2 separate regions of the Homo sapiens genome follow, and region 1 is linked to region 2. Evidence: read pairs that join two places in POLR2A ChIA-PET (ENCODE). Cell type or tissue: PC-3. All regions are shown on one strand. Each heading gives the region's core, and the rest is flanking DNA. Links, peaks and the distances in the headings are about the cores only. Region 1 has its middle 190 kb from the start of LNX1-AS2. Region 2 overlaps LOC100506444 (a long non-coding RNA gene).

Region 1 (7,004 bases), core at 2,645-5,144, 69 kb after region 2:
CATGAAAGGACTTGAATCAGCACCAAGTGTCTTTCCCCGAAAAGCATAGAGATACCAAAAGGGAATCTTATAAAGAAGTTTTAAAATTCAGAAGGAGATTGGAAGTGGCAGTCTTAAAACATACACAAGATAGGGTCTGTAGACAAACTGGGCTTATTGAACTCTTTTTGTCTTCTCTTTTATTTTTCCTCTTTTTTCATAAAAGCTGATAAATATCTGTGTGCAAAGACAGTGGGGAATTCAAGAAACATTTTCTATCTAAAATAAACAGAAATCTTGCCTACTGCATGTGAAAAGCCTTTTTTCCTTAACATTGATATAGTGAGCCAGCCTTAGTTCAGCCTCAGAATTATTTGTCTAGGCATAAAGATGAAAAGCCTCCTTTTTGAGCAAGCTTGCTTATCACTGCTCAGAGACTCTCTCAAACTCAGGAGGAGCCAAGCACAGATCCCCGTCATTAAATCAGAATCCTCTCTGTGCAGAGCAAATGGATGTTTCAGTTCTGTCTTCCTGAGGGATTTGTAGAAGCATCCCAGAAAGGAGCAGAAGTACTATTCCTTTTCCCAGAAGAGGGAGAGAGAGATGCTAGAGAAAAGCCTCCATTAACCTAGGCAGTTTAACATTCCTTTTCTTTCTTTTTTATCGTTATATTTCCCATTTAAGTTCATTTGTGATAAACTAGAAACTACAAATGGGCAAAAAAGAAAATCACTGTTAACATTTCTTGAATATTCCTCAAAGCCTTTATATATAAAACCAAATGGGAGATTACACTAACCTCTTATTTATATTTTAAATTTTCTCACTTAATGATGCATGCAATGAAAGTGTCATAATATATTTAACTAATTCTCAATTGGACAGCTTGGTTATTTCCAGTATTTTCTTTTCTTTCTTTCTTTTTTTTTTTCTTGAGACAGAGTCTCATTCTGTCACCCAGGCTGGAGTGCAGTGGTGCGATCTTGGCTTACTGCAACCTCCGCCTCCCAGATTCAAGTGATTCCCCTGCCTCAGCTTCCCGAGTAGTTGGGACTACAGGCATGTGCCATCACACTCGGTTAATTTTTTGTATTTTTAGTAGAGACGAGGTTTCCCCATGTTGGCCACACTGGTCTTAAACTCCTGACCTCAATTGATCCGCCTGCCTCAGCCTCCCAAAGTGCTAGAATTACAGGCATGAGCCACCATGCCAAGCCTTATTTCCAGTATTTTCTTATCAAAAACTCCCCGTAGCTAAATATTTCCTAACTTATTTCTCTAGGATAAATTTTTAGAGGGGTTGAGTCAAAGATATGTATGTTATGTGGCTTCTTAGAATGATTGTTGCCAAATTACAACTTTCTCAACATTTAACCCCCACTCTAAGTTTTATCAGTCTATACTCCCTTCTCTTATACTCATGACTAACACTGGGTATTGTCTGTCTTTTGCTAATTCAGTATAGCAAAAGTTGTGTCTCGTTGTTTTAATTTTGTTTCTTTAATTACTAGTGAGGTCAAATAATTTTTCATATATGTATTGTCCATTTCTTTTTCTTTTATTAATTTGCTATTCATGCTTTTATCCCATTTTTCTGTTGTGGTATTCATCTATTTCTTTGTAAGAACCTTTTATGTATAAAATATATTCTTTTTAAAATAAATTTTTATTTTTAATTATTATGGGTACATCATAGTTATACATATTTATAGGGTGCATGTGATCTTTTGATACAAGCATACAGTGTATAATGATCAAATCAGGGTAATTGGGCTATCCATTGCCTCAAGCATTTAGGGAGAACAGTATGGAGGTTACTCAAAAACTAAAAACAGAACTACTGTATGATCCAGCAATCCCACAGCAATACACACCAAAAGGAAGAAATCAGTATATCGAAGAGATAAAAGGTATTCTTTATCAGATTTTAATACGTTATATAGTTCTTCAATTTTTGTCATTTTCCCTTTAACTTTTGAATTGTGCTTTTGCCATATGCATTCAAATTATTTTTTCAGATTAAAAAAATGGTTTCTGACCTTGTAAACATGCTTACAAAGTTCTCCACTTATCTCTGCTCTCCACGAAGAGATGGTAGCTTTTAAACAAGCCTATGAACAATGCTTTGTCAAACTTCCATGACTATTCTTGATACACTTTTGAACTAAAAGAGCAGAGGCAGAAAATAGAAGCAGTAAAGCTTAAATTACAATGGAACAACATCCTATATGTTTTTGCTTACTAAGATTGACTTGCTTTTGCTAATTTGTCACAGATTATGACAAGTCCAGTGAAGCCGCCAAATATACACTGATGCTGACATGCATGCTTATTCTTCTTCATTTCAATGCTCAGATTCATTTGGATCCCTGTTTCCTTTGGGAGAGCTCTGAACAGACAAACTCTCCTGACTTCAAGCTCCTTTCTCTGAGCTTCCCTGGGCATCTTGGATGCTTAATGCAGTTTATTTAACTAGAGTGGCTATAAAGCAGAGCTGAGGCAAGAACTTCTTTGTTAACAGAGTGTTTCTCAGAGAATTGTTTGGGATGCAACAGTCATGGATCCATAGCGGGTGGTGGAGGTATATTACCTCAACTCAGGATCATCATCTTTTCACAGGCTAAAAGTCGTGGAACGATTGGCTTCTCTCAATTTCATAGTGGAGCATGCACTTTGCACAAGAGAAGTCCATTTTACCCAAATGGGATTATTTCCTATAGCAAGATAATAGCCAATAGGAAAACCTCGCCAATGTTAGAAATCCACTGTACTAGACATAAGTCTCAGTGTCTGGAGTATATTTCAGTTGTTTGTGCCTGCCCAGCACCCATTTAACCTTTTTGCTTTGATGGAACTTTGATATTCCTTCAGGAAATCTTACCATCCTCACTTTCCAAATATATAATTCCAAAACAGAGAGTGGAGCCCATCCCCTGAAGCTAGCACAGACATAGGAGCCAGACCTAGCCAATCAGAGCCATCCATTCACTATGGCTCCAGTGATTGGTTCAAAAACGGACACACGGCCCAAACTAAACCAATAAAACTCAATACCTAGACTTTCACATTCTTGGAAAAGAAATACATCCTTTCCACTGAAGATACCAAGCTGATGAGTTGAGAGCCTGGGACATTTGGTTACAACCTTGCTCCATCCTGGCTGAGCATGACTGAATGAAAGCAGCCTAGAAAGTCTTCCAAGAAACAGCACATGGCTTAGTCCTGATGACAATAGTGACTCCCTAGACTGACTCATGCCTGAAATTGGTATCCCCTAAAACTATTTCCAGAGCCAATAAACTCCCTTTTCTGCGTAATTCCATGTGAGATGAATTTTTACCACCTGAGTAATATTGTTTTAAATGACAGCTTCTTATTAGCTCTGAACACCTTAGCAATAATGTCAAGAGTGGAAGGAGTACTGGTTTGGGAGTCTGGGTTGTAGTCCTACCTCCACTCACTACTTTCACATCCTTGGGCTAATCGCTTTATCTGTGTGGGCTCACTTTTCTCATCTGTGAAAGAGGTTATTGGAAGAGAGGAATTCTAAATGTCCCTTTGAAGGCCATAAGTCTTGTCTCTGTGATAACATTGTATCAACACTTCAAGTTAATCTGAGGTTCTGGCTCCAACTGCCACCTCCACAACCCAGTGACAAACAACACTGATTTATCTTAAAAGTTGAAAACTAAAAGGTCCATAATATACTTTTAGAAACTAGAAGATAGAACAAAAACTCTGTAAAACATTGCTAGGATGTAGATTTCTCCAGAAGTGTATTAATGAGGTGAGTAATATATTAATACATTAACTATGGTAACTATTGTATAGATTAGTCATAAATATTTTGTTTTAAAAAGGTCTGCCACTCCAGTTTTGCTGAGCTAAAGTAAACGAAGATCCGAGTTATGTCAACAGATGACACAAGTGTTCAGCAGTGAGGCTGTTTGTTCTGAGGAGGGAAACAGGAAGGGAAGCTGGTCCCACTCCCAGTTCTTCTTCATCAGACCTCCGTTATTTATTTGATGAATTAGCAATCCTCACAACTTCAGACACGATCACAAAATGATATTTTGGAAATGCTACTCGGACTGTATAATTCTTCCAACCCTTCGTTGATTCCCAAGTGCCTTCGGGACAAAGTGCAAACCCGTTGGCGTGGCACATGAGCCCTCTGTTATGTGAGCCTGGCTCTAATTCCACATCCCAGTGTCATCTCCTCCCACTCCTCTTTATGTGCCTTACCTAAACTAAGTAAAGAGGTTAATGCATAGAAAATGCTAAACATCTGGCATAATTTCTGGCATTTAGTAAAGGCTTATTATACATGTTGGCTGTCATTATGGCACACTAGTTATACTCACAGTTCCCTAAAGGTGCAGTACTGGTCCTGGATCTGTTTGCCCTGAATCCATCCTCCCTCTTTGCCTGCTGTGTTTTAGTTCACGATGGCTGATCCTTGCAGGCTGCAGTTCACAGGCTCTTGTGTCTCAGACTTCCAGCTGGTTGGGTTAGGCCAGGAAGACACACTGGCAAAAAATGGAGGGTAGAAAGGAGGGAGAAGCCAGGGTATTTCTCTCCTTGTTTCCTTGGGTGATTTCTGCAGCAGTGACTGTCTTCTCTGTAGTTCCAGCTCTTGCCAAAACAGGTCCACTGTGGTTCAGCTTCTGGTTCCTTCTTTTTTCCTTTAGCAGAGTCGGTAGTGGCTTCCTGCTTCTTGATGCTAATCTCTGCATTGCCTCATCACTCGTGTTAACTCTCAGCAGCTCTCTCTACCATATAGCCAATCCCCTGCTTTCCATTCCCTGTGCTGTACATCCTTAAAGAGGTGCCTGTTTTCCTGGAGACACCCTGACTGGTTTGCATAGCACACTCTCATACCTTGGACCTTTGGCTTTTGCCTTATTTCAGCCTCCTCATCCTTAAGACCAACTCCTAGCCATCCTTTCTTCTACCATCTTTGTTCTACCACCATCTCCTCTTGGAAGCTGTCTCAGTTTCTCCACCTGCCACTTCCTGAAGCGTGAGTTGGGTATTCCTCTTCTAAACGCCTCTCTCCTAACAAGTGGTTTGTTCTTGGAAAACTCCAGTACAGATTTAATTTTCTTAAGAGCAAGTGCACTGTCTTACACAACATGGTATCTCAAAACCATCCTATGGAAGATGTTTTCTGAAAGAACGACTAAATGCATAATTCAATAAACACTTTTCAAATCCAGATAAAAATCAATGCAAACTGTCCTTGTGGCAGACAAGGGACAGTTTACAATGATTCACTCAATATGATTATTGAGTTACTCATTCAATAATGATATCCACCCCTGCCTTTTTTTTTTTTTTTTTTTTTTTTTTTGGCCAATAGAGCTCTAGTTCTGTTTGGAACATCAATGTGCCCAGCTCTGAGAAGTACTTGTTTTCCCAGCCTCCCTTGCAGCTCAAGGTGGCCATGTGACAGTGCTGTTGATGGAACAAGTGGAAGACTGCAGGGGAGGATTCCAGGAGGGAAAAAGCCACTCTCTCTTTCCACCCTGGTTTTTCTGTGCCTTGAATGTTCATGTGATATCTGGAGCTATTGCAGCTAATATGAAACTATGAGACAATAAGTGTTGGGGGAAATCTGACACATTAAGATAGCAAAGCAAAAGATAGAAAGAGTATGGTTCTCTTATGGCCTCTTTATCTCTTTTTTCTTCTTCTTACGGTCTCTTATTGTTTCTTTATCTCTCTCTCTCTCTTTTTTTTTTCTTTTTGACAGGGTATTGCTCTGTCACCCCAGCTAGAGTGCAGTGGTGCAATCCTGGCTCACTACAGCCTCAATCTCCTGAGCTCCAGTGATCCATCTCAGCTTCCTGAGCAGCTGGTACTACAGGCTCATTTTGCCATGCCCAGCTAATTTTTATTATTTGAAGATGGGGTTCTGCCATGTTTCCCAGGCTGGTCTCAAACCCCTGGGCTCAAGCAGTCCTCTCTTCTTGGCCTGCCAAAGTGCTGGGATTACAGGTGTGAGCCACTGCACCTGTACTGGGTTCACTGGGTTTCTTGATATGAGAGAAAAATAAACTCTTCCCTTCAATTCATTGTTTTTGATTTTTGTCACTTACAGCCAAGTACATTTCTAACAGATAGGATATGCCATTTAGGGATAATCTATTGCTGTTCTTTTTGGTCATTCCAGTAAAGGATGACAGAGCCACAACTTTATTATCTAGTACCTGTGACTAATTTGAGGAGCCCAAAGAAAATAATAGGATGATGAGCATGATGGTTAATTTTACGTGTCAACTTAGCTAAGCCGTAGTAGTACCCAGGTATTTGATCAAACACCAGTCTAGATGTTGTTGCTATAAAAATAATTTTAGATGAGATTGACATTTAAATTAGTAGGCTTCAGGTAAGGCAGATCCATAATATGGGTGAGCCTCATCCAATCAGTTGAAGACTTTATGAGAAAAAGACTGGCATCCCCGAGAAAGAGAATTCTGCTTGCAGGCTGACTCTGGACTCAAGCTGCAATAGCAACTCTTTCCTGGGTTTCCAGCCTGCTGGCCTGACCTGTAGATTTTAGATTTGCCAGCCCACAATTGTGTGAGCATTTTTTTTTTTTTTTTTTGAGACAGGGTCTCACTCTGTCACAGAGGCTGGGGTGCAGTGGCATGAACATAGCTCATTGCAGCCTCAACCTCCTGGGCCCAAGCAGTTCTCCTGTCTCAGCCTTCCATGTAGCTGGGATCACAGACATTGGCCACCATGCCTGGCTACTTTTATTTTTATTTTCTGTAGAGATGAAGTTTCACCATCTTCCCCAGGCTGGTCTTGAATTCCTGGGCTCAAGTGATCCTTCTGCCTTCGCCTCCCAAAGTGCTGGGATTACAGGTATGAGCCTCCACACCCAGACTACTTTGTAAAACAAAACTCTGTCTGTCTTTATATATCCCTTTCTCTCTCTCTCTCTCTCTCCCTCCACACACACAAACACACACACAGACACACACACACATCACCAATAGAAAGTATAGATTTTCTTA
Region 2 (7,004 bases), core at 1,719-4,218:
GGGTGCATGAGACAATTTTAAATGGCATAAAGAAGAACAGCTTATTATTAACAGGAATGTTCTTAAATTAATGTATGTTAATAAAAATATACCCAACACAGTGAAACCATGATTTCATCAATAATAGTATCTAAAATGAGAATAAATATATATGTTACAAAAAAGGAGGTAAATAAAAATATTAAATATGATTGGGATGGGTGAGGTGGCTCACATCTGTAATCCCAGCACTTTGGGATGCCGAGGTGGGTGGATCACTTGAGGCCAGGAGTTCGAGACCAGCCTGGCCAACATAGTGAAACCCCGTTTCTACTAAAAATACAAAAACTTAGCCGAGCCTGGTGATGCATGTAATCGCAGCTACTCGGGAGGCTGAGGCTTGAGAATCACTTGACCCCAGGAGATAGAGGTTGCAGTGAGCCAAGATCGCACCACTACACTCCAGTCTGGATGTCCGAGTAAGATTCTGTCTCAAAAAAAAAAAAAAAAAAAAGTTAGGTACAGTTGATCTTCACTATTCATAGATTCAGTATTTGTGAATTTGCCAACTTGCTAAAATGTATCTGTAACTCCAAAGTCAGTATGTGCAGTGGTTTTGCTATTGTTTGCAGACATGTGTGGAGCAGCAAAACATTTGAGTTGCCATCTATACAAGTTTTCAGCTGAGGCCCAGCAAGGTAATGCTCTATTTTGTTCAGCTCTCATACTGTAAACAAGTGTCTATAATCAAGTGATTGATTTAGTGCCATGTTTTTTGCATTTCTGCCTTTTTTTGGGTAATTTCACTGTTAAAATGACCCCCACATGTAGAGCCACAGTACTCTCTAGCTTTCCTAAGTGCAGGAAAGCTGTGATGTGCCTTAGGGAGAACCTACATGTATTAGACACTCTTCCTTCAGGCATAGTTACAGTGTGATATTGGTCATGAGTTCAATGCCACTGAGTCAACAATATGTATTAAATAAGGTGTCTTTAAATGGAAACACATATAAAGAAGGTCATGTATTGACTGACTGATGAAAATGTTATGACCAGAGGCTCACAGGTATCTAACCCTGTATTTCACCTGGGAGCAATGGTTCAGTATTTGCTAATTCAGTATTTGCAGAGATGTTATAGAATATAACTAGTGTGAATAATGAGAACTGACCATGAATAGATGTCGAGGTGCTTTTGGTGGCACATGGAGATGTGCCACCCGGATCTCCTTTCAAGGAGGGCCTTGCTGAAGCCATGGGGAATGTGGTCAGCAGACTGCCTCCGGCTGGAAGCTCCTTCAGGGTCCACCTCAACTGCAGAGAGCCACCCTGCCCGAGGCCATGTCCTTCTCTGATGGTGGAACCTCTAATGGGGTCCCAATCCTTCCTCTTGCTCCAGACCCCCATTCCATCTCATTATATTGGCTGAGGCTTTGTCAGGCCTGCACAGCAGTTTGATTTCTCCTTCTGCTCAATCCTACTTCCTTCCTGTTTCCTCTGCAGTGCTAGTCCCTAATGAACATCCTATATCCCAACCTTCATTTCAGCTTCCATTTCTGAAGAAGCTAACCCATTATAGTGGTTCACAGATGTGGCAAAATATAGAGAAACATTTTGCTAAGATCCTCCCTCATTCCTCTCCTGCCCTCCACAGATATCAGCTTCCTTGCTCTCAACTTCTTGGTTCTGGACTCTTGGGTTATATCCAAATTCAGACACCCACCCCCAGCCCAGGGTCACTGCTGAAGGCTGTGAAGTCTGAGTCCTGCTCAAGGACCCATTTGAGGAGCTGAACTGAAATCCAGCCTGTGCTCCACTCATTAATTCATGGGTCCTGGTGAGGGATGTGCTGCCTGAGAGAAAGCCTGCTGGTCCTAACTGGCTCCCAGCAGCTGTGTGGCTAGCTGTGGCCATGGCTGTCTCTGCTCTGCCATCCCCCTGTGGCGTGGATCCCCACTTCCCGCTCCTACCCTCTGGACCCCTGCTCTCCTGAGCAGTGTTGGCCTTTGTCGTTGTTGCCTCTTGCCACTGCACCTTCCATTGTTTGGACTCTTCATTTGGGCCTTCTCATCTTTTCTGCCCCCAAGAGGAGGTGATCTGAGCTAAGCACAAAAACATTTCAATTTCTAAGCCTTTGGAAAGGTTTTCCCTTCAGATAGAGTGCTCGTACCAGAAAGCACCCACTAGAGAGAGCTCACATTTTCACTCCCTCCCAACCTCTCTGAATCATGTGTGTCTTCTGGACACTAAAATAAAGACTGTGCAACCTCTTGCCGGAATGTGCCTCCAAAGATCTGAGAGAAATTTGTAAAAACAATAGCTAATGTTTACTGGGACTTACTACATGCCAAACACTCTGCCAAGTGCTTTGTTTTTTTTTTCAGCTATAAATATTTTTTGTTTCTATAGCATTTAAGAGAAGCCTATAAAAAGTTGTTGTTAAATCAAATTTAAGAAAATTTTACATGGAAATTTTACTGAATCCTCATAGGATCCATAAGAGGTTGGTACTCACATTCCCATTTAACAAGTGAGGAAACACAGGCTTAGAGAGGTTAAGTAATTTGCCTCACACCTTGAATTCAGCAGAGTGGGGTTTCAGGTGTGCTTTCGTCTGACTCCGGCACTGAGTAAGCACTGTGCTTACTTCTGTGATAGTGAAGGTCACAGAAAAGCCGGGCTCAGCCTGAGACAAAGGCTACTGCTGCCAGAAACAGCAGGAAAGACGGTGAGAGCCAGGCTGATGAACAGGCCTCCCTTTAACTCAAGTTCAAAATCACAGTGGGATGAAAATCTGAGCATTTGAGGTTGGTTGGCTTCATTTTAACCATGTGCCTAAAAATTTGTCATCATTTAAAGACCATTTCCTCTGCACCTGCATCCAAAATGCATCCAGGGTCCAGTGTTTTAAGGAAGAATTACTCAGATGCTCTGTTTTGCTTCTTCACAATCCATGCATTCCACTTCTAATCACGTCGAATTTGTGGAGATAATGGCCTCGAGGGATTGGGAGGATGAAAATCAGGAGAAGTGAAGCTGATTTCTCCTTGACCATGTGGCTTCTTGAAATTTCAGGGTAGGCATTAAAAGAAGTGGTTGGTCGAGATTAAAGACTGAACTGTGCATCTTAGCTGTAATTTATGTCATTTCATCTGGGAGAAACATAAAAATCAACAGCTTTTAATGAATCTCTGCTTGGATGTTTTGTCACTCCTCAAAGAGTCTTTAGAAACACATTGAATCCCATGCCCAGATTATTAGGATTGAACCTTGCTGTGAGGGTATAGTGATGAGCAACATGGCTCTTATATTTCTCCAATGTTTGTCAAGACCAGTTTTTGTGAAAAAATGATTTATTAATTATTATATTAATAATCTGATGTATTAGCCCATCAATGAGTGACCTAGACAGGGATGTCGGTGGCATTCCAAGTGTCAGCCAGACACCCCACGCTTTCTATTTGCCCATCCGGTATGCTGGGTGCTACAGCTCTGGGGTCATTCTCCTTAGAGATCTTGGAATTCTTGAGGCCTTACATTTCTAGCTGCCACTCACTTCTCCTCAGCTTGCAGACATGGCCATGCTGCATTTCACTGACCCATTGCATACGAGTCCAGCCCCTGGGGAATTGCCTTAACTCTCAAGCATCTTAGGAATACACTTTTTCCTGTTTTAAAGAAGACCCTGGAAAGGGCAACAAAAACAGAACTCATCTCTAAGAATGCTGGCAGTGGATCCTGGAGGTTAACATCACAAGCTTTGGAGTCAAGCAGGCCTGGATTGAAATCCTTCCTCAATCACTTACTAGCTGTTTGGCCTTGGATGAGTTACTTGACTTCTCTATAAACGTCAATTCCCCGTCTGTAAAATGGATATAATTGTATATGTCTCGTTCTACTGTTGTGAGGATGGAGTGAGATTATGCATGGAAAGCACTTCAGCATTGAGAAGCACTCCAAATATGATAACTGTTAGTGTTATCAGAAGAGAAATTCAACATATCAGCAAAAACTCCCATCTACAATCTTAAAAACATTGTTAAGTGAAAGAAGCCAGACACAAAAGGCCACATGTTGTATAATCCCTTATATATGAATGTCAAGAGTAGGCAAATCTCTAGGGACAGAAAATAGATTAGCAATTGCCTAAGGCTGGAGAGTTGGAGGGGAATGGGGAGTGACTGCTAGTGGTTATGGTGTTTCTTTTAGGAGTGATTGCAATGTTCTGGAAATAGATAACAGTGATGGTTGTACAAATTTGTGAATACACTAAAAACCACTGAATTGTACACTTTTAAAGAATGTGTTTTATATATGTGAATTATATCTTTTAAAAAGTTATATTTAAAAAAGAACTATGTACGATGCAGCTAAAACCAGAGACTTTTTAAAGCTAATTTGTTTCCTGGAATCTCTCTACCTCTCCAAGCCTGGAAGAAGGATTAACTGTCATCTCACTGGAAGACTGTGTCTCTTTCTAGGTAAATCATTTGTTATATGATGACTGCACAGTAAATGTCAACCCATTGCAATTTTGGCATTTGTGGGGATCAGTAACATGCAGTTCTCTTGGCATTCTACGAGGGACTGCTAAACAGCCTGGATTTATGAGCATGAAGAGCCAGCCTACCATGCCTAAATCAGAGCTTCTCTGCATCTTGGTTCATTTGGCAGATGTTCCAGGTGATAAGTGAGATGTTTTCCTCCATTTAAAGTGAAAAAACCGAGGCAAGGAACAGAAAAAAAGAGTCTATTGGATTAACTGTGACTCTTTTGATGTATCATAGCCATTGGTTCTAACTGAAGGTGTGTGTGTGTGTGTGTGCACGTGTGTGTGTGTGTATGTGTTGGGGGAATGAGTAGGGTAGCTTTGCTAAAAGGGAAGAGGGAAGGAGATGTAGATGAGTCAGTGCCTACTGCAAAACTGGAGTGGATTAATTCTGGAATTTCATTGAGCATATTCAAAGCTTCCAAAGTATAATTTTAAAAACGTGTTTTCAGATTCACATCTCAGACAGAGTTGTCAGCGCTGCTTAGGAACAATTTCTTTTGGTGTGAGTAAGGTTACAAGATTTTGATAAAAATATTATTTCTTCATGTTTGGAATGTCTAAACAGATTTGTGGTTTTTCATTTTGCTTTAAAACATGATTAAATGTGCTTTAAAAAAATCAAAGCCTTCTGTCTGGGTTTTGAATCTCTTCCAGATTTATAGCTGCTTAATATTATATATGTCATGCCGATTTTCTTTTGGTTCAATCATGTCAATTGAGATTCTTTCAAAGAAAAAAAGGCTTATTAAAAAAGGAATTGTTTGTCCACCACATTAAGACTTTAAGAAATTTATCAAGATATTGATCAAGAACATTTTATTTTTAAAATTCTTTGCTGGAGCTGCTAGGCGGAGTAGATACCCAGAAGGAGAAGCTGAGGGAGATCTCAGGGCAGGCAGAGAATCAAAGTGAAAGTCAATTTGAGTAAGTTTTCCTTGGGCTAGCGTGCACACACTGGACTCTTTAATTACCTTTGTTTTTATGGAGAATGTACTCTCCAATGGGACTTAGTTGAGAGTGAAGGTAGTACATGTTGTGCTCTGTACTAAGAATCTTTGAGAGACTAAGCAGGAGAAGAGAAAATGCTCCCATATAGATGACCTGAACACTTAACAAGCAGTAAATAACAACAGCTACACGTATTGTCCATTTACTATGTTCTTGCACTCAGCTGGGAATTTCATTATTTTCCATAAAGCCCAATGATATTAGTGTGATTGTATCCATTTTAGAGATGAAGAAACTGATGGTCTAGAAGGTTAAATAACTGGGCCCAAGGTCAAGTAAGGGCATGGTTTATCTAAACTTTGAATCAGATCTGTTTGGTTCTTGCTTTTGACTACATCAAAAACCTGACAGATGGTCTTGCAATTGGAAACTGGGTTAATATCCTACTTCTAAAATCTTCTACTGCTTAGTTTCCCTATTCTTAGAGGAGGTCTTTTTTTGGAAGCCTAGTAAACTGCTCCTCCTAATGCCTTTCACTCATGAGTGATGCAGCTGCCCAAATCAGAAACTTGAAAGTTATTCCAATGCTCCCGTTTTCTCAGCCAGCACATGGATAAATCAAGTTCTAGAGATTCCACTCCTTCTATTTCCCTGCAATCCACCTTCTCTAGCTCTGCATCCATGATTGCAGTTCAGAGTGTGCCATTTTGCAGTGCTACTTATAGCAGCCTCTTAATTGGCATCTCTGCCTCCAGTCTTGCCCCCTCCAGTTCACTTCCCAAGAATGCTTTCATTCCCAACAGTGATTTTTCAAAAAAAAAAAAAAAAAGTGTAAGCAATCCTGTTCATTCACTACTAAAAAATGTTCACTCTCTTTTCATTACTTCAGGATGAAGTTCAAGTTTCCTAAGATTCCTTATAATGACTTCACTGATTTGGTTTTATCCTTCCAGCCTCATTTATTATATAACACTCTCTGGATCAGGAGTAGACTTGGTTACAAGTGACAGAAAAATGAAAATAACAGTGGCATAAACTACTAGAAAGCTGATTCTTTTCCTTTACATATGGGTGGTATCATTCAGTCATCCAGAATCCAAGTTCTTTCTAGATTATTTTTCCACTTCCTTAGCCATGTAGCTTCTGTGTCATTGGCTGGGGTGGCTGCTGGAAATTGAGCTCTCAGATCCCCATGTTAACCCGTGGAACAAAGGGAGGACCAAAGAAAGTCATGCCCTTCCCTTTTTGATGGTGTCCAAGAAGTTCCACTTAGGAACTCCCATTTCGTTTCCATGTAACTTGGTCACATGGACACATCTGTTGCAAAAGAGATTGGGAAATGTAGTTATTGTTTTTGTCAACCATTTGTCCAAAAACAAATTGGGGATCCTATTCTCAAGGAAACAGTGGATAAAATAAACTGAGGACAACTAACAGTCTCTGATACTTCCACTCTCAGCTGTTTGCAGTGGCCTGTAGTGAAGTGGCTCTTTCTGCCCTTGCTGTGCGTCTCACTCCAGGACCTC

Evidence for each region. Peaks named below come from ENCODE experiments on the same cell type or tissue, not always from the same donor. Only the 100,000 strongest peaks of a DNase experiment are listed, where the experiment ranks them.
Region 1: POLR2A ChIA-PET joins it to region 2 with 6 read pairs; 2 of 35 experiments call an interaction of 5 or more read pairs at or near these places.

What each region holds. Positions count from the first base shown.
Region 1 is chr4:53,777,909-53,784,912 of GRCh38, forward strand. No RefSeq gene overlaps it. Among named protein-coding and RNA genes, the nearest start is that of LNX1-AS2, 190 kb to the left of the region's middle. In PC-3, for the core only: no CTCF peak of the experiment used is centred there; DNase peaks (open chromatin) are centred at 3,183 and 3,933; H3K4me3 peaks cover 1,535 bases; H3K27ac peaks cover 2,500 bases.
Region 2 is chr4:53,709,895-53,716,898 of GRCh38, forward strand. LOC100506444 (a long non-coding RNA gene) reads left to right here. Exons shown (of 3, transcript NR_125918.1): 2 at 6,938-7,004. Among named protein-coding and RNA genes, the nearest start is that of LNX1-AS2, 120 kb to the left of the region's middle. In PC-3, for the core only: no CTCF peak of the experiment used is centred there; no DNase peak of the experiment used is centred there.